Regions from separate parts of the Homo sapiens genome. Here all the other regions are linked to region 4. The links are chromatin contacts, found by Hi-C or POLR2A ChIA-PET in ENCODE. All regions are on one chromosome and are shown on one strand. The core of a region is the stretch at or near the end of the contact, and the rest is flanking DNA. Distances in the headings are between cores, read along the strand shown. Region 1 holds the start of ZNF263 (zinc finger protein 263). Region 2 holds the start of ZNF213 (zinc finger protein 213). Region 3 holds the start of LINC00921 (long intergenic non-protein coding RNA 921). Region 4 holds the start of CREBBP (CREB binding lysine acetyltransferase).

Region 1 (5,178 bases), core at 1,550-4,049, 600 kb before region 4:
GGTTGCAGTGAGCTGAGATCCCACCACTGCACTCCAGCCGGGGCGATAGAGCGAGACTCCATCTCGAAAAAACAACAAAAAACCCCTACAAATCTGCTGGCCTGTTAACACCACTCCTAGTCTAATACCAGCTAGTCTGTTTTCCACATACTGGCAGATCACAAAGAATTGGAGGAGGACTACTACCACCACTGATTTTGAATAACCCTGAAAGTTCATCTTTTTTTAAAAAATTAAATTATTATTGCTATTTTTTGAGATGCAGTCTTGCTGTCGCCCAGGCTGGAGTGCAGTGGCACAATCTCAGTTCACTGCAACCTCTGCCTCCCAGGTTCAAGTGATTCTCCTGCCTTAGCCTCCCCAGTAGCTGGAAATACGGGCGTGCGCCACCATGCCCGGCTAATTTTTTTGTATTTTTAGTAGAGACGAGGTTTCACCGTGTTAACCAGGAGATGATCTCGATCTCCTGACCTCGTGATCCGCCTATCTTGGCTTCCCAAAGTGCTGGGATTACAGGCGTGAGCCAGCGCACCTAGCCTAAATTCATCTACTTTTAAGTACCTATAAATAGCATAAAATCAAAAGGACCTTAGATAGAAAATGATTAATCCCTCATTCTCCCTATCTCAAGGTATGTGTAGTTCTGCAAACATTCCCATGCCACAGATTCTGCAATAATAATCTGAGTGGCTTTTCTTTTTTGAGATAAGGCACACATTCAGGAACTTGCTGTGCATGCGTAACAGCTACTATTTATCGGATTCATACTATGTGCCAGGTACTGTTCTAAGCATCCTGTGTAGCTCCGCTCATTTCATCCTAACCCAGTGATATGAGGTGAGGTGCGTATAGTAGTCCCTCAAAACAAATGAGGAAACTGAAGTTTGGGGTTTAGTGAGATTACATAAGTTGCCTGAGATTACATAGTAAATGTCAGAGAAAAGTGGTTTTGAGGCTAGAGTCTTCTGCAATTGGTTATGAGTCTAGAATCTATGTCTCTTGAAATAGGAATGTCCAATGATCGTGCCATTGCACTTCAGCCTGGGCGACAGAGCAAGACCCTATCTCAAAAACAAAAGAACAGGAATGCCTAAAACCACCAGAATGGTCCTAGGGAGCAAACAAGGCTTTCCAAACTGGACCTTGAGTGCTATGGGGTCGCTGGCTCTGCATCTGCCACGACAGCCTGTGGATCTGTCATCTTCCCTGGAATAAAATTTTTAAAAAAGGCCAGGCGTGGTGGCTCACGCCTGTAATCCCAGCACAGTGGGAGGCTAAGGCGGGCAGATCACTCGAGGTGAGGAATTTGAGACCAGCCTGGCCAACATGGTGAAACCCCGTCTCTACTAAAAATACAAAAATTAGCCGGGCGTGGTGGTGGGCGCTTGTAATCCCGGCTACTCAGGAGGCTGAGGCAGGAGAATCGCTTGAACCCGGGAGGGGGAGGTTTCAGTGAGCCGAGACTGCGCCATTGCACTCCAGCCTGGGCAACAAGAGCGAAACTCCGTCTCGGAAAAAAAAAAAAAAGAAAAAAACTAAAATATCAGTACTCTTTTCACTTAGTCATCACAAACCCCTTTAATCCCATATTACCCTCTACTATCATGGTAGCCTCACCTTTGACGACAGACTAGCTGTGTGACCCAAGTAAATGACTTCAGTGCCACCACCTGTAGGAAGGGGCTGCTAATAGCATCTGCTTCATACTAACGTGTTTTCAGGATCGATCTGCATATAAACGCTCAATACACGGTAACTGATTGTCACATTCTATCCCAGGACGCTTCCATTTGCGGATCTCATGGCCCGGAGGACCTGGGCCGCCTCACAACTGGGCAGCCCCGCTCACCGACACAAAGCCCACAACCGCGCCCAATAGGGAATCGGCCCTGCGGCCCTCCTGCCACTCGCCCCCAACTATCACAGTCCACGGCGGAGCTGGAGGCAGATCCCGCCCTTGCAGGGCTGGGTAAGAGACTGAAACTTGGAGAATGAACTGCAGGCGCTGCACATCTCGGGCAGATTTAAAATTCGGTCTAAAATCGGAAGCAGGTGCCGCGAACCCAGACCCGAGCGCTCCTCTGGGACGTCCAGCCGCAGAAGCGAGCCCAAAGCCCAGCAGGGTTCTCCGCGGGACTCGGGGTTTCAGAACCGCCGGGCTCTTGGGCGCTCGCCCAGGGCGCACGCGCAGTCGCGAGGCCGCGCCGCGGACTGCATCTCCCAGCAGGCCCCGCGCAGCAGGCCACGCGGCGCCACTGACTGGGCGGGCGGCTAGCTCCCTGGCCTCCCCGACATGCCGAGGAGCCCCTGGCTTCCGGAGCCGACGAGGCCGCAGGGGCCAATGGGACCATCTTCAGCCAGCCCAGAGTAGCCGAAGCGGGTGGGGCCTGGCTTGGGAAAGGATTCATCCGGGGAAGCTGATTAACAATTCAGATTTCCGGGTCTCACCCCGACACTGACGCACTGGAGAGCGCGTGGCCCTGGGATCTGCGTTTTCCCAAGCGCTCCGGAGTAATTCTAACCCAGGTTGCCCGCCAGTCACAACGACCTCAGGCTTGTTTTCTTCGCTTGGATCCAGCTGCCCTGCCCCCAGTCACTCCCAGAATTTCAGGGCGCGCCCCGTGGCCCCGCCTCTCGTCTCCAATTGGTCCCTCGCTCATCCAGTCCCCGTAGGCCAATCTTCCCTTCTCATTGGTAGGCGGTGAGTGTGTGGAGAAACCTGACCTAATGGGCGCTGGAGTTCGCAAAACGTGACCCGGAAATTGGTCACGAGCAGGCGCCGTGGGCTTGTGGACGCCTAACTTGCGCGCTGAGATTTCCGGCGTGGGAGCAGAGGTCTGAGTCTTGCGTGGGTCCTCTATATAGGGTGAGAAGCGTGGCGCTCGGTTCCTGCCTCGGGGAAGTCCTGGCGCAGATGGGCCACGGGGCCGGCGTGGCGGCGCCTGGGACCGACTGAGGCCTAGGCGCCGGAGCCGGCCGCGCCTGGGCTGGAGCGGGGCTCCTCGGCCTGGACTGGGAGCCCCCGGCCCCGGGCTCCTGCTGGCGCCGTCCAACCTTACATGGGTTCAGGGCGCCTTCGTAGGCGGGCACGGCTGGTTTCGGGCTAAGGCGCTCTGGAGACCTGACGATGGCGTCGGGCCCGGGCTCCCAGGAACGGGAAGGGCTCCTGATAGTGAAGCTGGAGGAGGACTGCGCCTGGAGCCAGGAGCTGCCCCCACCTGACCCAGGACCGAGCCCCGAGGCCTCCCACTTGCGCTTCAGACGGTTCCGCTTCCAAGAGGCAGCTGGTCCCCGGGAAGCCCTCAGCCGGCTCCAAGAGCTTTGCCATGGGTGGCTTCGGCCTGAGATGCGCACGAAGGAGCAGATCTTGGAGCTGCTGGTGTTAGAGCAGTTCCTGACCATCCTGCCCCAGGAGATCCAGAGCAGGGTGCAGGAGCTGCATCCGGAGAGCGGCGAAGAAGCGGTGACCCTTGTGGAGGATATGCAGAGAGAGCTTGGGAGACTGAGACAACAGGTGAGAGAGAGAGAGAGCTGTTTTATCTGTGGTTTGTTTAGCCCTGAGCACTGGGACATTGCGCCCCCGGTCGAATTCAAGTAAATTGCCCTGAGTAGACCTTACGTGGGGAAGAGGACTTGTGATTTAACCTGGAACACTCATCCTCCAGATTTTCCCCCAAATGAACGAAAGCAGTGAAGAGTGCCCTGTTTCCACGCGGAGGCGGTGTCCCTGCAACAGTTAGTGTTAGCCATGGAGTTAGATCGCCAGCGTTCAAATCCTCAATCTGCTAGTACTAGCTTTGTTACTTTGGCAAGTTACTTGATCTCTTTCGGCCTGTTTTCCTATTCGTAAAATGAGGATATTAACATACTTTCTAGGGCTTAGAGGGAGAGCAGCATGTAAAGTTGTGAACACTACTAGCTTATGAGTGCTTAGTACTTGTTACCTGTTGTTATGTTAGGGTCCACGGTCTGGTCTTCTCTGCAAAGCTGGGCCTCCGTTAATTGTGAACTTTGAAAGATAATTTGGCACCGAGGCCCTGAGGTCATTGGTCCCCAGGGCTACCCCAATTTAGCCTATCCTATAGTGAGGAATAGAAGCACCTAGAAAAGGTGGGGAGAGCAAAAGGGAGTGAGGTGTATCTTAAGAGCTGTGTGGGGAAGGTGTGCTCTGGGAGTGGGCCCTTTCCCTAACCCCTCCCCCTGCACATGGGATCAAAAAAGCCTTTAGTGTAAACCATTTTTCTGTTACCTGGGCCCAAAGGGATCGCCTGAGGTTCTCTGTTGAAGGTTTGCTCTCAGTATCCTATACTAATTTCCCTTCCTCTTGGGCCCTGTTGTGATGATGAGTGATGTGGGTTGGTTCCCAGGTCACAAACCATGGGCGGGGAACAGAAGTGCTTTTGGAGGAGCCTTTGCCTCTGGAAACAGCACGAGAGTCACCGAGCTTCAAGCTGGAGCCAATGGAGACTGAGCGAAGCCCTGGCCCCAGGCTGCAGGAGCTGCTAGGCCCCAGCCCCCAAAGGGACCCCCAGGCTGTAAAGGAGAGGGGTGAGGCACAGTTATCTGGGCAGGTGGGAGGGAGGAGGGGCTTGGGGGTTGCCCCCGACACTAGCTGGATGTAGCAATGATGCGAAGGAGAAGGAATTTCTGAAGATCAGGTTCTCACCTGTGGAATGAAAGACCTGCAGTTGGTGGTGTGGGTTCTCCTGGGGCTGGGGGAAGGGAAGGGAGTCTCAGTAGAGCCCTTTTTTATGCAGAACAGAGGCGATTTAGAACCACTTGAATGACGCAGGGTTTGGAGTGCTACTCTTGGTACTCCTTCCCTCTCACCCTGTCATTTTGGATATCAGCTGATTAGGCCTCTGTGCAGTTTAGCGTCATTCCCAAAAGCAGAGGCTGGGTGTTGGGGAATGGATACTGTGTTTTAATAATCCTTGGGTTGCCAAGAGTTAGGAATGCCATTCTCATTATAATTTCTGTCACCTTCAGCATTATCTGCTCCCTGGCTTTCTCTTTTTCCTCCTGAAGGGAACATGGAAGACAAGGAGATGACTGGGCCCCAGGTGATGTGGAAGTTTCCATTGTCTCCCCCCAGCACCCTTCCTCCCCTGAGTGTTGGGGGTGGGGGTTCTCCATGTGGAAGGTCCTTTGTCCCTTACCACAGCGTCTCCCCCACTG
Region 2 (5,283 bases), core at 1,044-3,543, 750 kb before region 4:
ACAGAATGAGCGCAAGACGTAAAAGACTTAGCTCAATGCCTGGCATATAAACACTCTATACATGGTAACTATCATGATTTAAAAGTTTAATAGGATGGGTGCAGTGGTTCTCACCTGTAATCCCAGCACTTTGGAAAGCTGAGGCAGGCGGATCCCTTGAGGTCTGGAGTTCAAGACCAGCCTGGCTAACCTGGTGAAACCCCATCTCTACTAAAAATACAAAAATTAGCCTGGTGTGGTGGCGTGCACCTGTAATCCCAGCTACTAGGGAGGCTGAGATGGGAGGATCGCTTGAACCTGGGAGGTGGAGGTTGCAGTGAGCCATGAAATTGCACTACCGCACCAAAAAAAAAAAAAAAAAATTTAATTACTGTGGACCTTATGGGGACGCTACATCAAGCTGTTTCCCAATTGAATTGGAATGCCACAACAACGGCTGAACACTGTAAATGTCCAAATCTGGAGGAACAGAGGAAGGTAAACATTTGATTCTCAAGTGGAAGTTCAAAGCATTACATTCTTTCTGGAGGACAGTTTGGAAACATGTACACAAAGTAATCTGGCAATTCCATTTCTAGTTTTTCTCAGGGAAATGTTCAAGCAAATGAATAAAGGTGTACGTAGAAGCATATCTGCAAATACAGAAAGATGGAAAAAATCTAAATGTCCAAGGGTGGGGGACTTAAAATATGAAAATTCCGCCAGGCACGGTGGCTCACGTCTGTAATCTCAGCACTTTGGGAGGCCGAGGCGGGCAGATCACCTGAGGTCAGGAGTTCGAGACCAGCCTGACCAACACGGAGAAACCCCGTCTCTACTAAAAATACAAAATTAGCCGGGCGTGGTGACACATGCCTGTAATCCTAGCTACTCGGGAGGCTGAGGCAGAAGAATCGCTTGAATCCAGGAGGCGGAGGTTGCAGTGAGCCAAGATCGCGCCACTGCAGTCCAGCCTGGGTGACAGAGCGAGACTCTGTCTCAAAAAAAAAAAAAAAATATATATATATATATATATATATATATACACACATATATAATATATATTCACAGGCATATAACTGTCTGAACAGTAAAACTGTAAGAACACACTAAAACATGAATAGTACTTATTCCTGGATGGTCGTATTAGAAATGTTTTTTACCTTCATTCATTAAACAAATATTTACTAAGCATCTACCATGTGCCAGGCACAATTCTAGGTGCTTGTCATAGGGCATTAAAAAGTGTCTGCCCTCATGAACACTTATCGTTGAGTCGTGGGAAACACGTATATGTCAGGTAGTGATAAACATTAGGGAGAAAAGTTAACGCCGAGCACAGGTTGTTTACAGAGCTGGGGAAGGCCTCCTTGAGGGGGTGACATATGAGCAGAATGAGGGAGCAAGCCTTGTGGCTATCACGAGAAAGCTATCTTTATGGTTTTCCAATTAATTTTCTAAATTTTCTCTTCCAAGCATGCAACACCTACATAATTAAGACAAAACAAACCAAAAAAACTCTTTCCATTTATGAAAGAGATCTGGAGCCTGAAATCATCTCCGGGTCGAGGCGTGGAGAGAGTGGGAGAGGATCCGAGGGTATGGAAAGGACCCCGAGCCCCCCTGCTCTAGATCCCTCCGGGCCGTGGGACCCCTGACGCCCAGCAGCAACTCGTGGACAAAGCAGCTGGTGAGAGAACGCGGGACTCCGGCCAGGTCAGTGTCCCGCTTGCCGCGTCCTGCTAAGGCGACCCGAAGACAGAGGATCGCCGCAGGAGGCTCCGCGCCCCTTACCCGAGGGCACTTCCCAGCAAGCTCGACGCCTCTCCAGGGAATTGGGAGGAGCGGGACCCAAGAGGCTAGAAAAGAGTCTCCCCGGCCCGAGCTCCACGGCCCGCGGCCTTTCGGCCCTCACCTACTAGTTGGCAAAGAAAGACCGTGGCAGAAGGAAGAGGCCGCTCCAGCGCATCCCTTCGGGCGGAGCAGAAGCTCCACTTGTGGCTAGGCCATGTGCCCTCTCCGTTCCTCGGGCCAGCCTTGGCTTCCCCTTTTTGTCGCTCAAGGGCCAGGGTCGCAAGGAAATGTGAAAAAAAAGCGGAGACAAAAGAGAACGAGGTAAATCTAGATGCAGAGCCTCGCCTTTCCTCCCGGGTGCAGGTGTATGACGCGTATGGAGTTTCTGTCTTCTAATAGGCAGCCTGAGAATTCTTCCTGTTCATTGGCCATCGGTCATGGAGAAGGCGGGCTCAGTGGACGAACGGCTTTCTGGGAGCTGGGGAATGCTTGCGTAGCGTAGTTTCCCAGCGAGCCCCGCGAGGACTTCCGGCGCCGGGAGCTCGCGGCGGAAGTGGGATCTCCTGGGCCGTAGTGGGCGTTGTGTGTTTCGGGGGCGGGGGCGGGGGCGGGGGCCGGGGCGGGGACGGGGCCTCTGGCCGCCTGGCTCCAACATCAAGCACCGGGCTCCGAGTGGCCGGGATCAGCGCCCCGAGGCAGAGGCCGGAGGGCGCGCGCACTGCTAGGAAGTGCTGGTCCCCCGCGCCGCTCTGCCAGCTTGGTCCCCCGGCAGACGCCCCTGTACGATCGCCGCTCGCCCCGCGGGCGAGGCTGCGGTGGACAGCGCGGGGCTCCGGCTGGCTCGCCTTCCCGCCTGCCGTGTCCTGCTGAGCGACCCTGGTGAGTCCTGGCCCTCTTCGAGGAAAGTCTTCTTCGAAGTCACCAGAGGATGAGAATGGTGCGCGCACCTTTCAGGGGTCTTGTGAGGAGCAGAATAAATAAAGTGCTTAGGATGGACTAAAGAATTGGAAACAACCCGAATGCATCACTCGAGTATTGATTAAGAAACTAGAGCATATCCATACCGCGGAAGCTCATAGTGCCGCTAATGTCTGTGCAGTAAGGTCTCATTTATGTAGAAACACATCAAGCACCTTTTCTCCCCGCTATGGATGACTTTTTTAGTAAAAGCACAGGAAAAGGTCTGGGACGTCATTTGTCAGACTGTTAAGTCGGGGGGTACAATGGTATTGAGGAAGGGAGAGTTTTACAGATTTCTATATTGTTTGAATCTTCCCTTTTTTATTAAGATGGTTTGTATTTTTTTCATTTTCTTTTTACTTTTCTTTTCTTTCTTTTTTTTTTTTTTTTGAGATGGTCTCACTCTGTTGCCCAGGCTGGAGTACAGTGGTGCGATCATAGCTCATTGCAACCTCAAACTCCTGGACTCAAGCAATCTTTCCTCCTCAGCCTCCCCAGTAGCTGGGACTACAGGAGCCCCACCTGGCTTTTTTTGTTTTTTGGTACAGATGGCGTCTCACATTGTCTTCCCAAAGGGGTCTTGAACCCCTGGCCTCAAGCAATCATCCTGTGTCTGTCTCCCAAAATGCTGGGATTACAGGCATAAGCCACCAAGCCCGGCCAGTTTGTATTTTTATTGTTGAAACAAAAAATCGATTACTGAAAATTGCATAATACACTTTTCAGTAGAGAGTAACAATGTAAGGTATAAATGTGTCATACATTTATATGTACCTGTGGATAAATGGCTTTGGATGGTGTCTGTAAGCCCTTCTGTGACACCTCAGGGCCAGATGTGTTTTGGAATTCAGAGGTTTTCAAATTTGAGAAAGATAATATAGTGCACAGACGATATATCAAGCACATCTCCAGAGGGATCTGGGGCAACACTAAATAATGAAACATATCAGTTAAAATTTTTTAATTAGGCCGGGCGCAGTGGCTCACGCCTGTAATCCCAGCACTTTAGGAGGCCGAGGCGGGTGGATCACAAGGTCAGGAGTTTGAGACCATCCTGGCCAACATGGTGAAACCTCGTCTCTACTAAAAATACAAAAAATTAGCTGGACGTGGTAGCTGGTGCCTGTAGTCCCAGCTACTTGGGAGGCTGAAGCAGGAGAATCGCTTGAACCTGGCAGGCAGAGGTTGCAGTGAACTGAGATTGCGCCACTGCACTCCAGCCTGGGCGACAGAGTGAGACTCTCTCTCAGTAAAAAAAAAAAAAAAAGATATTTAATTGATGTATAATGTGCAATACAGAAAAACACACGAGTGGGTATAGCTCAATGAAATTTTATAAACTGAAGATATATGTTATTAATATTTCCACCATAATTTTGAACATTTACATTTAGTGGAATAAATTGAGATTATAAATATGCTTATATCAGGTCAGGTGGTGCTGCCAAATGAATGACATTGGGTTTTGCTGTCAAAGAGTTATGAAACACCCGGGTTTTGGATTTCTGGCTTTGGGATGAGAGCTTGTGGGCCTGTGTTAATAGGAGAGACAGTCACATGAGCAAGGCATTACAGTAAAGCCTAGAAAAGGCTTCAGGGCCATGAAAGGATGGGGACTGGATGGCTCTTCAGCCTGGGGTTTGCTCGTGTATTCCACATCCTTCCTCCTCAGTCCTGCCATTTTGCTCTTTCCCCAGGAGTACACATCCAGATGCCAGCCCAGCTACCACAGGGGATCCCTCTGGGAGACTGAAAGTACAGGTTCTGGGGCCCAGGTTGAAGCCGACCAACCCTGAGCCTCAGGCCAGGGGAATGGCAGCCCCCTTGGAGGCCCAGGACCAGGCCCCTGGGGAGGGAGAAGGGCTTCTGATTGTGAAAGTGGAAGATTCCTCCTGGGAACAGGAATCTGCCCAGCATGAGGATGGCAGGGATTCCGAAGCCTGCCGCCAGCGCTTCCGGCAATTCTGCTACGGGGATGTGCATGGGCCTCATGAGGCCTTCAGCCAGCTCTGGGAGCTCTGCTGCCGCTGGCTGCGGCCCGAGCTGCGTACCAAGGAGCAGATCCTGGAGCTGCTGGTGCTGGAGCAGTTCCTGACAGTGCTGCCAGGGGAGATCCAGGGCTGGGTGCGTGAGCAGCACCCGGGAAGCGGTGAGGAGGCTGTCGCCTTGGTGGAGGACCTACAGAAGCAGCCAGTGAAAGCCTGGCGACAGGTGAGGGGCCCTTCCACATCCAGGGGCACCTGGATGGTATCTGAGCTCGAGAGAAGTGGGTAACCTGCAGAGATAAGTCTCCCAGAGGCTCACAGGGTAGGGGAGACACAGAGCCCCCAGGAGCAGGCACACAAGCACAGTGTGCCATGGGTGCCTTTCTGAAAGATGCGATCCAAAGTAAATGTGATTTATTTTTTGTGGCTTTGGAAGGCAGCAATAGGGCTGAAGTGCGAATGTTCCAGACAGGAGGTTTTAGCTCCATGCAGGGTCTGCTGATGTTTATTTGCATTTTGCTCTAGGCCTGGCTCTGGGGACACAAGGGTGTGCATAGAGCCAGCT
Region 3 (5,319 bases), core at 2,466-4,965, 620 kb before region 4:
AAGATTCCGTATTTAAAAAAAAAAAAAGTCTTTCACAATTAGCTTAACTTCTAAGGGAGTATCAGTCCCGTGCCCCTAAACCATCATGATAAAGGAGGTATATAGTATTTACTTATTTATTTACTTGATTTATTTTGAGACAGAGTCTCACTCTTATCACCTGGGCTGGAGTGCAGTGGCAAGATCATGGCCCACTGCAACCTCCGCCTCCCGGGTTCAAGCGATTCTCCTGCCTCTGCCTCCCGAGTAGCTGGCATTACAGGTGCCCGCCATTACACCCAGCTAATTTTTTGTATTTTTAGTAGAGACGGGGTTTCACCATGTTGGCCAGGCTGGTCTTGAACTCCTGACCTTGTGATTCGCCCGCCTCAGCCTCCCAAAGTTCTGGGATTACAGGCGTGCGCCACCGTGACCAGCCAACTATTTTTTCATAGATGATGAAATGTAGGCTTACAGGTAGGGTGACCAACACATTTTGTCTAGGAGCAAAACCCAATTTGCCCAGTCTTAGCACTGAAAGCCTAGTTCTGGGAACGACCACAGTCCGGGGAAATTGGGACAATTGCCCACCCTGTTTAGATGGGTTAATTGACATACTGAACACATGTCTAGCTAGGAAGAGGCACCACAGGGCCATTCATTTACTCTTGGAGCACCTGCTGTATGCCAGATGCTATTCTAGGTACTACTGATACAGAACTGAACAGAAAAAAACTTCTTGCAGTGCTCACATTCTTTTTTTTCTGATATAAATGCCCTTCAGAAGAGGCCACATTCTTTTTTTTTTTTCGAGATGGAATTTCACTCAGTCGCCCAGGCTGGAGGGCAGTAGCGCAATCTCGCCACTGCAACCTCTGCCTCCAGTGTTTGAGCGATCCTCCTGCCTCAGCGTCCCAAGTAGTTGGGATTATAGGTACCGACAACCACGCCTGGCTAATTTTTGTATTTTTAGTAGAGACGGGGTTTCACCATGTTGGCCAGGCTGGTCTTAAACTCCCGGCCTCAAGTGATTTACCCACCTCGGCCTCCCAAAGTGCTGGGATTACAGGCGTGAGCTGCTGCGCCTGGCTCAGAAGATCCCGCATTTTTTTTTTTTTGACGGAGTCTAGCTATATTGCCCAGGCTGGAGTGCAGTGGTGCTATCTCAGCTCACTGCAAGCTCCACCTCCCGGGTTCACGCCATCCTCCTGCCTCAGCCTCCCGAGTAGCTGGAACTACAGGCGCCTGCCACCACGCCCGGCTAATTTTTGTATTTTTAGTAGAGACGGGGTTTCACCGTGTTAGCCAGGATGGTCTCGATCTCCTGACCTTGTGATCTGCCCACCTCGGCCTCCCAAAGTGCTGGGATTACAGGCATGAGCCACTGCGCCCAGCCAAGAGCCCACATTCTTATAGGAAAGTGTGAATTGATATAAACAAACAAATACACAATGTATCAGGGAGTGATAAGTTGGGGGAAAAAACAGCAGAATAATAGGGTTAGTGAGTGCAGGGGATTGGTTTCATATTTTTTTATTTTTATTTATTTATTTAGAGACAGAGTCTCACTCTGTCACCCAGGCTGGAGTGCAGTGGTGCTATCTTGGCTCACTGCAACTTCTGCCTCCCGGGTTCAAGCAATTCTCCTGCCTCAGCCTCCCAAGTAGTTGGGATTACAGGCTCACACCACCATGCCAGGCTAATTTTTGTATTTTTAGTAAAGACGGGGTTTCACCATGTTGGCCAGGCCAGTCTCAAACAACTGACCTCAAGTGATCCAACCGCCTTGGCCTCCCAAAGTGCTGTGATTACAGGCATGAGCCACCGTGCCCCCTGGTTTCATATTTTAATAGGGCACTTGAAGAAGGCTTTTGTGCTTGAACAGAGACCCAAAGGAAGAGGAGTAAGCCAGGTATTCATTTTGAGGATGAGCAGTCTTTGCCTATTTACAGAGTGCAAAAGGGGTAACTTTGTGCTTAGTGTTTGAGGAAGAGTGGTGGCTGGAGCAGAGGCACGGAGGAGGAGTGGATGGAGGGGTTAGAGAGGGAGCTGGAGTCCCCTATCAAGTAGCAGGGCTCCCAGGACACAGCAAGGACTTGGCTCTTACTCTGAGATGAGGGGACACTGGAAAGTTTGAGCAGAGCAGTGACATAATTGGAGTTACGCTTTAAAAGAAACATTCTGGGCCGGGCGCGGTGGCTCACACATATAATCCAGCACTTTGGGAAGCCAAGGAAGGTGGATCACCTGAGGTCAGAAGTTCGAGATAAGCCTGGCCAACATGGTGAAAGCCCGTCTCTACTGAAAATACAAAAATTTGCTGAGTGTGGTGGTGATGTGCGCGTAGTCCCAGCTACTCTGGAGGCTGAGGTGAATCACCTGAACCTGGGAGGCGGAGGTTGCAGTGACCTGTGATCGCACCACTGTACTCTGGCCTGGGTGAAAGAGTGAGACTGTTTCAAAAAAAGAAAGAAAAGAAAAGAGAACACTCTGGCTTCCATAAGAGACAAGAGATGAGAAAGGTGGAAACAGAGAGGAGAAAGCAATCTATTGTCACAATGCAGGAAAGCGACTGCAGGGCCCTGAACCACTGTGGAGGCAGAAGGGTCAGATTCTGGGTGATTCTGAAAGCAGGGCTGACATGATAAGGGTAGACTGGATACTGGCGGGTGTGAAGATGCATCTAAGATACCTGTTTCTGGCCAGATTTTACAAAGGGCCCTTGTTGCTACCTTAAGGAGTTAGTGTTGAATCCTGCAGCAGCTAAGAGCTTCTGCAGGATCTCCCTCTCAACTTGGACCAACCCACCTGCCGATCCCAGCCCAGATCAATGAGATCTGCTGCCCAGTCCCCTACGCAGATAACACTAATTGTAACTGATCTTTCTGAGGGCACCTCCTGAGCAGCTTGGAAACGGAGGGAGAGGAGAGGAAGCCAGCTTCCCAAAGTGGGGTGTGGCAGGTGGCCTTAACCCTGCTGAAGGGCTGCAGTCATGGGGCTCTGAATAGATCCCCACACCACTCACCAATGAGCTTCATTTGGAAGGCGGTAACGTTAAACAAGAGGGTTTGTAAAAAATAAAGGCCTACACACATAATTTTTTCTGATTATTAAATCTAGGTGGAGAGTACGTGAGTATTCATGTTACTCTCTCAACTTTCTTGTGCTTAAAAATCTTAAAATAAAAACTTTAATACGCTCTGTCCTACCAATATTTATAGGAACCTGACTAGCAGCCAGGCTTTGGACACGCAATCCCCGGCCACCAAAGGGCTGACAGGCTAGTGAAAGGGGCAGAAAAATAACAAAACTGTGTCTGGAAGGCAGCTACTCCCTTTTTTTGTTTGTTTGTTTTTTGAGACGCAGTCTCACTCTGTCGCCCATGCTGGAGTGCAGTGGCGCGATCTTAGCTCACTACATGTGCCTCCGGGGTTCAAGCGATTCTCCTGCCTCAGCCTCCTGAGTAGCTGGGACTACAGGCGCGCGCCACCACGCCCGGCTAATTTTTGTATTTTTTAGTAGAGACAGGGTTTCACCATATTGGTCAGGCTGGTCTCGAACTCCTGACCTCGCGATCCGACCGCCTCGGCCTCCCAAAGTGGTGGGATTACAGGCGTGAGCCACCGCGCCCGGCCCTTTGTTTTCTTACCAACTAAGCAGCAGCACTGACACTGTTTCCTTTGAGGTTCCGTTTGCTGAATCCTGCCCTCTAAGGTGCTCCGCCCTTCCACTCCCCGCCCCGTGCTGCTGTCATTCCCACGCCTCACCCTGTTTTGCAACTTCTTGTTTATGAGCCTGGAAGCCACGAAGTGGTGGGAAATACGAGATTCAAATATCTGGTGGCCGTGTGACGTGAGTAAATTACTCGATTTTTCTCAGTTTCCATTTCCTATCAAATGGGTTGTTCTGGGAATTCGGGGAAGTAACAGTGCCGGGAACCGCGGGAGGAACCGCCAGCTGCGTCCTCGGACGTCCCCAAAGCCCAGGGCGGCGACTGGCACGACTGTCAGGGGCGCGTCTGTTAAGAGGACAGGGGGTCCCGCCCCGGCACAGCCGTCTCCTCCAGGACCCCTCCCGCCGACGCCCCACGGACCCCACGCCCGAGCGGAGACCGGCGCGAGTCCGGGGTCTCCGGTCCGGCAGCCCCTCCCTGGCCCGGCGCCCCAAAGGGAAGCGGCCTGGGGGAGGAGACGTGTGGAAAGAGCGGCAGAAGATAAAGAGGAAGTAGCGGTAGAGAATAAAAAGGAACTGTCCGCAGTGTGCCCGGACGCGGGGAGGCGCTGGGGTCAAGCGAGACCCGACCTGCACGCAATTCCCGCCGGGGTCCCGGCCTGCCTGCGGGAGGGAAAGGACCCAGGGCGGCTTCTGCCAAAAGTGCGGCTTCTGCCGAAAGTGCGTCTTCTGCCGAGGGGCCCACATAAGGCGCGACAGACACTCCAGCCCGACCCCGACGCCCCGCCCTCACGCATGCACATGCGCGGAACACTCCCAGAAACACATCTCCCAGAGCGCCCCGGGAGCACGCGAGCCAATTGGAGGGCGGATTAGCGGGGGCCCACGTCTCCCAGAGGTCTCCGAGTCGCGGCTCTGTTGGTCTGATTGGCAGCCGCAACAGCCTATAGCTGCTTTTCGCCGGAGGGGCCACGCGCCGTTTGCCGGGACTGAGCCGCTGTTGTCGCTGGTATCCCGGGAGCAGCGCCGGCAAGTGGAGTCGTCGTATTCCGGGCGGCCCGCGGCCCACGGGGATGGGACGTCCCGGGGCTGTGCTGACCCCAAAACCCTTCCACACTTTATTAGCCTGTCGCCCTTCTTTCATGTTTACAGCAAATATTTTCCGAGTGCCTAATGTGTCCCACTTACTGTGCCACGTGCGAGGGTGCACGTGTCAGGCAAGATCGCTGTTCCAAGGAGGCTGAGAACAAGTAAATGGTAATTACCAGTTATGACCAAAGCTGTGAAAGGAACAGATACATCAGCCTAACAGCAGCACTGCCGTTTTCTCCCTTATAATCAGCAGAGGCGGGCTAGAGCAAGGATTCTCAAACTCTGCCCCCTCAGAACCCTAGAGTACGGTTGCTGAAACTTCTGTTTTTTCCTTTTGAACAAATCTAGTAACATGCTGTGAGCCAGAGAGGTAATGGTTTGGCTCAAAGAAGGCACATGCATCTGGTTTCTTTCTTCTTTTTTGAGACGGAGTCTCGCTCTGTCGTCCAGGCTGGAGTGCAGTGGCGCCATCTCCGCTCACTGCAAGCTCCGCCTCGCGAGTTCACGCCAGTCTCCTGCCTCAGCCTTCCGAGTAGCTGGGATTACAGGCGCCCGCCACCACGCCCGGCTAATTTT
Region 4 (5,358 bases), core at 867-3,366:
TTTTAATATGCTAGTGGTCGGTCACAGAACTATTTCCACAAGTTGAACAGCTGTGTCTAGTGCAAATCTGAAGGCAGCGATGTAATTCAATTTGGACTCATTCATTAGAAACTGATTTTCAGATGCTACCACTGCAAGACTACTGGAGAAATGCAAGCTGCGCTGGAGATGGAATTGTTCGCAGCGGCACACAAGTTTTTGCGGCAAAGGAGAGAGCTCTAAAAGAGGAAATACAACTAGTTCATGTTACCATGAACCAGCGCAGTGGGACCCAGAATTACTGAATTAATAGAAAACTAAATACTTCTCTTAAGCAGCTATGATAACTTAAGAAAGTTTCCAGGGAAGCCGTTTAATGAAAGGAAACAAACAAAAAGATGATTTATTCAGTATCCTGCTCCATTTTTTTGAAAAATTGGAATTCCTACATTCCTTAATTCTTTGTACATCTACACTGTGAAAGCAACACAAACTCAAATGGAGATTGCAGCCCAAATGAACTTAAACCTGCTGTTTAACTTTCTTTTGAAGTTATACATGGAAATGAAACACACCACAGCAACTTTCATGACATCTTGCTAACGAAGTTTGGGTTTTGAAAAATGGAATGACTAGTTGACTAAAAACACACACGCGCGCACACACACACACACACACACACACACAAAACAAGGAGTTTTGAAAATAAGCACTAAGCATCTTTCCAAGGAACTCACTCATTCCAAGAAACTTCGGTTCTAACTCGCAAGCTGGCGGCTGCTGTGAGTGTCCTCTGAATGCAGCCTGGTCAATGTGTCGCCAATCCAGAAAACACACTGCCCTACCTTTGGCCGCGATCTTGCTTTCTCTAAGCATCAAAGGTACCCTCCGCTGTCATTCCTCTGGACGGCCACGCGTGTGGACACGGCCGCGGATGGATGCGTAGGACATTACCAAACAAACCCACACGCTGCACTTTACTTCTTCCCTCCTGGAGTGCCACTAGGGTCCCCGCGAGGAGGGCTGATCGGGTGCGGGGAGGCCGAGTGCACCGGGCGTGTGCTGACCAACTCGGGCCCAGTGACAGTCCTGCGACGAACTTCCACCCTCCCGCGCGGGGCGAGGGGAACGGGCTGCGGGGCCTGCTCCGAGCTCCCGGCTCGATCGGTATCCGCGACCACGACCCCCGGACGCTCTCTTTCAGGTGGGGGTGACAGCGCGCCCCGGGCCCCCGCCGCCCCGGACCCCCTCCTCACCTGTGCTGTCATTCGCCGAGAAACCGGGCGAGCTGAGTTTGGCTCTTTTGGGGTTGGGCGGTCCGTCCAGCAAGTTCTCAGCCATTTTCACCTGCTCGCGAAAACAGCCCCGGGCACGGGCGGCCGGGCCGGCGAGGGCCCGGACGGGGGTCGGGGGCCCTGCCGGCTGCGAGGGAGAGGAGCGAGCGCGGGCCGCGAGCGGGCGGGCGGGCGCCGAGGGAGAGGGAGGGCGCAGGCCGGGTGGGGGAGGCGGCGGCCAAATCTCAGCCACAGCAACAGCGCCCCGCAGCGCTCACCGCCCGCCCCCGGCCGCCGCCGCCGCCGCCGGCCGCGGCCCCCTCATCCCCTGCCCGCCTCCCGAGCGCGACACTCCGCGGTGGGGGCGCCCCGGCGGCCCGGCCGCCCCCCCGGGCCCGGCTGGCAGCGACGGCGCCCGGCCGGGCGGCTCAGGCAGTCCCCGAGAACATGGTGCCGCCGCCGCCGCCGCCTCGCTCCCCCCCCGCGCCCCACTTAATGAATTCGCTCGCGGCCCGACGACGAGGGGGCTCCGGGCTCCGCTCCCGGCCCGCGGCCCGCCGCCGCCGCCGCCGTGAGGAAAAACAATGCGCCGAGCGGGGTCGCCGCCGCCGCCGCGGCCCCCCCACCCCCCGTTCCGCCGCCGCCGCCGCCGCTGCCGCCGCCGCCGCCGCCGGGCTCCGGGAGGCCGAGCCGAGAGGCGAGCGGGGCCGCCGGGGCGGGCGCCGAGGGCCGGGCGGAGCGGGCCGGCCGGGCGGAGCGGGGTGCGCGGGCGGTTGTGGGGCCCGGGACCGGCGGGGCCGAGTAGATCGCGCTCGAAGCCCCGGTCGGGTCCGCGACAAGATGGCGGCTGTTGATTCCTCAATTAAAAAAAAAAGAAAGTTTTTTTTCTTCTCTTTCCAGAGCCTGAACGGGGAGGGGGTGGGGGCGGGGCACGCCGGTGCGTCACCCCCCCGCGGCGTCACCACGCACGGCCCCCGCCCCGCCCCCTCCACCTGCGCCGGCCGTGGCGGAAAGAGCCGAGCGTGCTCGGGCCGAAGGGCTGAAGGCGCGGCCGCCAAGCGTAGGGAAGCTGGCGGCCCGGCGCGGGCCAGGCCTGCGGGGCGCCTGGGCTCCGGGCTGAGCCACAGCTTTTGTTCTGATGGCGACCAGGCGTAGAGGGCCGGGGCTCCGGGCCCCAGCGGGCTCCGGGAGCGGCGGCCTGGCCGCGGGCTGGGCTCTCGGGCGCGGATTCGACGCCAGCCCGGGCCCGCCCGTCCCGCTGGGGCGGCGCTGCGTGTTCCCAGCTCCTCGCGTCCCCTTCCCCAGACCCTCCTAGGTGGCGTCGGTCGGGAACGGTCGGGGCGACCCCAGCCCAGGCCGCGCCACTAGCCTTCGCCGCCGGCCAGGGAAGTGGAATGGCCTCTGCAGGTTACAGACCGCCCTTGGGTCCTGCCGACGAGGTGGGCGGATGGGGAAACTGAGGCGGGGGGCGAGCAACTGCTCCAAAGTGGTCGAGGCAGGAAGTGGCAGGGCCGGGATTCGGGTCCCGCCCTACCTCGTGACACTAGGGAGTGAGGGGGCCTCACGCCTGTTCGCATCCCAAGGCGGCAGGGCAGACACCCTCACCTGTGAGAGCGGGGTGGCGAGGGCCGGCCTGGGCGGAGAAGGGCCCGCGCATCGGGGCTTAAGCCTGGACGCTCAGGCCGCACTCCCCGCCCCAGGCAACTTGCCTGGCGCCTCGCAGGTGCCCCAGACAGGGGTGCGGGCCTGGGGAGTCCCCCACGCGAGACCACAGCCCGCGGGACACTTCTACGAATACCCGAGGTGTTCCCATCCCAGTTAGTTATCTGCCCCTCCAAACTTGCCCGGCTTCCTCATAAAGGTATCAGCAGCTCCACTGTTTCCTAAGCCAGAAACCCGTGAGTCAGCGCGGACTCCTCCCTCTCACCCGCCACGCGCCCCTCTACCCACGGTCTTTACCTGGGAGACTGCTCCTCCCGCACTGTCCCGGTGGCTATGGTGGCAGCTACTCACTTAAGTGTTCTTTGCTCTCCACGTTGCTCCCCACGCAGCACCAGAGTTAACATCCCGAAAAGAGAGGGAGAAAATCTGTTTAAAACAACTCCCTGGCCAGGCGCGGTGGCAGATCACCTGAGGTCAGGAGTTCAAGACCAGCCTGGCCAACATGGTGAAACCCCATCTCTACCAAAAATACAAACATTAGCTGGGCGTGGCGGCGTGCGCCTGTAATCCCAGCTACTCGGGAGGCTGAGATGCGAGAATCACTTGAACTGGGGAGGCCAGTAAGCCGGGATCTCGCCATTGCACTCCATCCTGGGCGACAAGAGTGAAACTCCGTCTCAAAAACAAAACAAAACAAAACAAAATCCCAGACATAGAAAAAGAAAACACTACATAGTCTTTCTTTAAAAAAGAACACGTATGAATTCTCTTAAAAACATAGGTGTATGTACATATGGTGACTGTCCTTGAGTGTCAAGATTGAGTGATCGTTCTGCTTTTCTCTGTTTACCTGTACTGCTCAAAATCTTGGGCCGTGATACCGCTCTTGAATCTGTCTCTTCTACTTTACATGGCTCACTTCACCATCATCATCCTACACCCACTTGGCCAGTAGGCAGTTCACATCATTCAGGCTTTTTTTTTTTTTTTTTCAAATGCTGGTCCCTGTGCTGAGAAGACATGCCTGGCAAATTCTAACTCATCCTCCAGAACCCAGTTCAAATGTCACCTACTCCAGGAAGCCCTCCTAGCCCACTCCTCGGCTCCCATATCACTTCTGGGCTCTGTGAGAGAACACATAACACATCCTGCCCCATCTTCCCCGCCTCCACTGCCCCCGAATTAGTTCATGTTTTTACTTATGCATCAAATAGCTCTTGAGAATCCCAAGGGCATTGAGACTGTGCTAATCCCCTTGGCCAAACATAAAGAGATCCCCATATATTCAAGGAGTTAAAATAGCACACCCTGGAAGCCATAAATGGAAGTATTCAAGAAGTCAGTTTGCACAGGAATGGCAAGAAGTGTATCAGTGGCACAGGGCAGGCCACACCCTGTATCTGAATGCTCTGGGTGTCCGTCTCACCAAGGGTCTGTGAGCTCCTTCGGGGCAAAGATGGTGTCTTAGTCACAGAAACAGTGCTCTGCAAGAAGAAGTAGGTTTGTAAAACTGAATGAGTGATGAGCTGTGTCAGGTGCTCTGAGTCCTAGAGGCCTTCAGGCCACTGAAAAGGGTGGGCCCCAGCCTGAGGTGGCTCCAGGCCACTCTTCAAACGGGACAAGGTGTCCAGCCACCTAGAGGTCTTAGGGCCTGCCTTGGGGCAGTGGAGACACCATGCAGCCCCCCAGGGGTCCATTGGTGAGTGGTTTACACAGAAGTGGGCACAGGAGCTTGAGCCATTCCCTGACAGGTTTCCATTTTACAGAGGAAAGCAAGGGAACTCAGTCGCAAGGACTCAGAAGTAAATAACCCGGACATGGCAAGTCTGGGCCTGGAACCCATGTCCTCACTCTCCAAAGACCCTAGTCTTCCTGTCTCACCATGTTCCACCCTCAAAATATACCGGCTCTGCAGTCCCTTTTTCTGTCTCATTGTTCTCACCTGTATCATTTTGATCAATTCTGGTATTCACTGATACCTGTTTTTTCTTTCCTTTCGATTTCTTCTCCCTTCAGTCTGACTCAAAGAACCCTGAGCTCAGACACTGATGGGGGAATAGCAAGGAGGGAAGCGTGGCTCCTGCCTGCACTCACTTAGCTGGGGATCACCTTCAACAAGTGAGTGCCTTAGGGATACCAGGCCGCTCTGCCATGCCTCCCATGGATAGCACTTCCTACAATCCTGGAAGGAAAAATTGTCCTCATTTCACAGATGAAGAAATAAGGCACAAAGGAGGACAAGCCACCCAGCCACGAAGGGGCTTCACTCCGGTGCACACCTAAGGCTTCCTGCTCTTTCCACAAACCTCACCCTCTCCAGTCTCAGATACCACATTAAAAAACAATCAAAGGACTGGGCATGATGGCTCATGCCTGTAATCCCGGCACTTTAGGAGGCCGAGGTGGAAGGATCTCTAGAGCCCAGGAGTTTGAGACCAGCCTG

Evidence for each region. A loop is a pair of places that touch in the nucleus more often than their neighbours do. ChIA-PET counts read pairs that join two places held with the same protein, here RNA polymerase II (POLR2A). Pooled maps may share reads with other maps.
Region 1: a map of B cell shows a loop between it and region 4 (21-fold over the local background). The contact joins the promoter of ZNF263 here to the promoter of CREBBP in region 4. A Hi-C loop is called at or near these places in 1 of 168 maps with a recorded cell type or tissue (B cell), 1 of 37 single-sample maps with no recorded cell type and 10 of 50 pooled maps. POLR2A ChIA-PET finds 5 or more read pairs at or near these places in 1 of 52 experiments (K562).
Region 2: a pooled map shows a loop between it and region 4 (8-fold over the local background). The contact joins the promoter of ZNF213 here to the promoter of CREBBP in region 4. A Hi-C loop is called at or near these places in 6 of 50 pooled maps. POLR2A ChIA-PET finds 5 or more read pairs at or near these places in 2 of 52 experiments (T-cell and WTC11).
Region 3: a pooled map shows a loop between it and region 4 (16-fold over the local background). The contact joins the promoter of LINC00921 here to the promoter of CREBBP in region 4. A Hi-C loop is called at or near these places in 1 of 37 single-sample maps with no recorded cell type and 9 of 50 pooled maps.

Annotation. Positions count from the first base shown.
Region 1 is chr16:3,280,692-3,285,869 of GRCh38, forward strand. It overlaps ZNF263 (zinc finger protein 263), which reads left to right and starts at 2,800. Exons shown (of 6, transcript NM_005741.5): 1 at 2,800-3,514; 2 at 4,368-4,548; 3 at 4,990-5,063. The coding sequence starts at 3,128. RefSeq lists enhancers at 1,773-2,278, 2,389-2,578, 3,289-3,792 and a silencer at 2,949-3,108.
Region 2 is chr16:3,132,736-3,138,018 of GRCh38, forward strand. It overlaps ZNF213 (zinc finger protein 213), which reads left to right and starts at 2,294. Exons shown (of 6, transcript NM_004220.3): 1 at 2,294-2,652; 2 at 4,431-4,944. The coding sequence starts at 4,546. It overlaps ZNF213-AS1 (ZNF213 antisense RNA 1), which reads right to left and starts at 2,147. Exons shown (of 6, transcript NR_110900.1): 1 at 1,895-2,147; 2 at 115-207. RefSeq lists enhancers at 1,875-2,044, 2,055-2,244 and a silencer at 2,355-2,584.
Region 3 is chr16:3,260,053-3,265,371 of GRCh38, forward strand. LINC00921 (long intergenic non-protein coding RNA 921) reads left to right here and starts at 3,716. Exons shown (of 2, transcript NR_033904.1): 1 at 3,716-5,319. RefSeq lists enhancers at 3,777-3,936, 4,377-4,476, 4,627-4,696 and a silencer at 3,957-4,136.
Region 4 is chr16:3,878,597-3,883,954 of GRCh38, forward strand. It overlaps CREBBP (CREB binding lysine acetyltransferase), which reads right to left and starts at 2,117. Exons shown (of 31, transcript NM_004380.3): 1 at 1,236-2,117. The coding sequence starts at 1,320. RefSeq lists silencers at 1,106-1,155, 1,236-1,285, 1,326-1,635, 1,973-2,022, 2,043-2,592 and an enhancer at 1,796-2,372.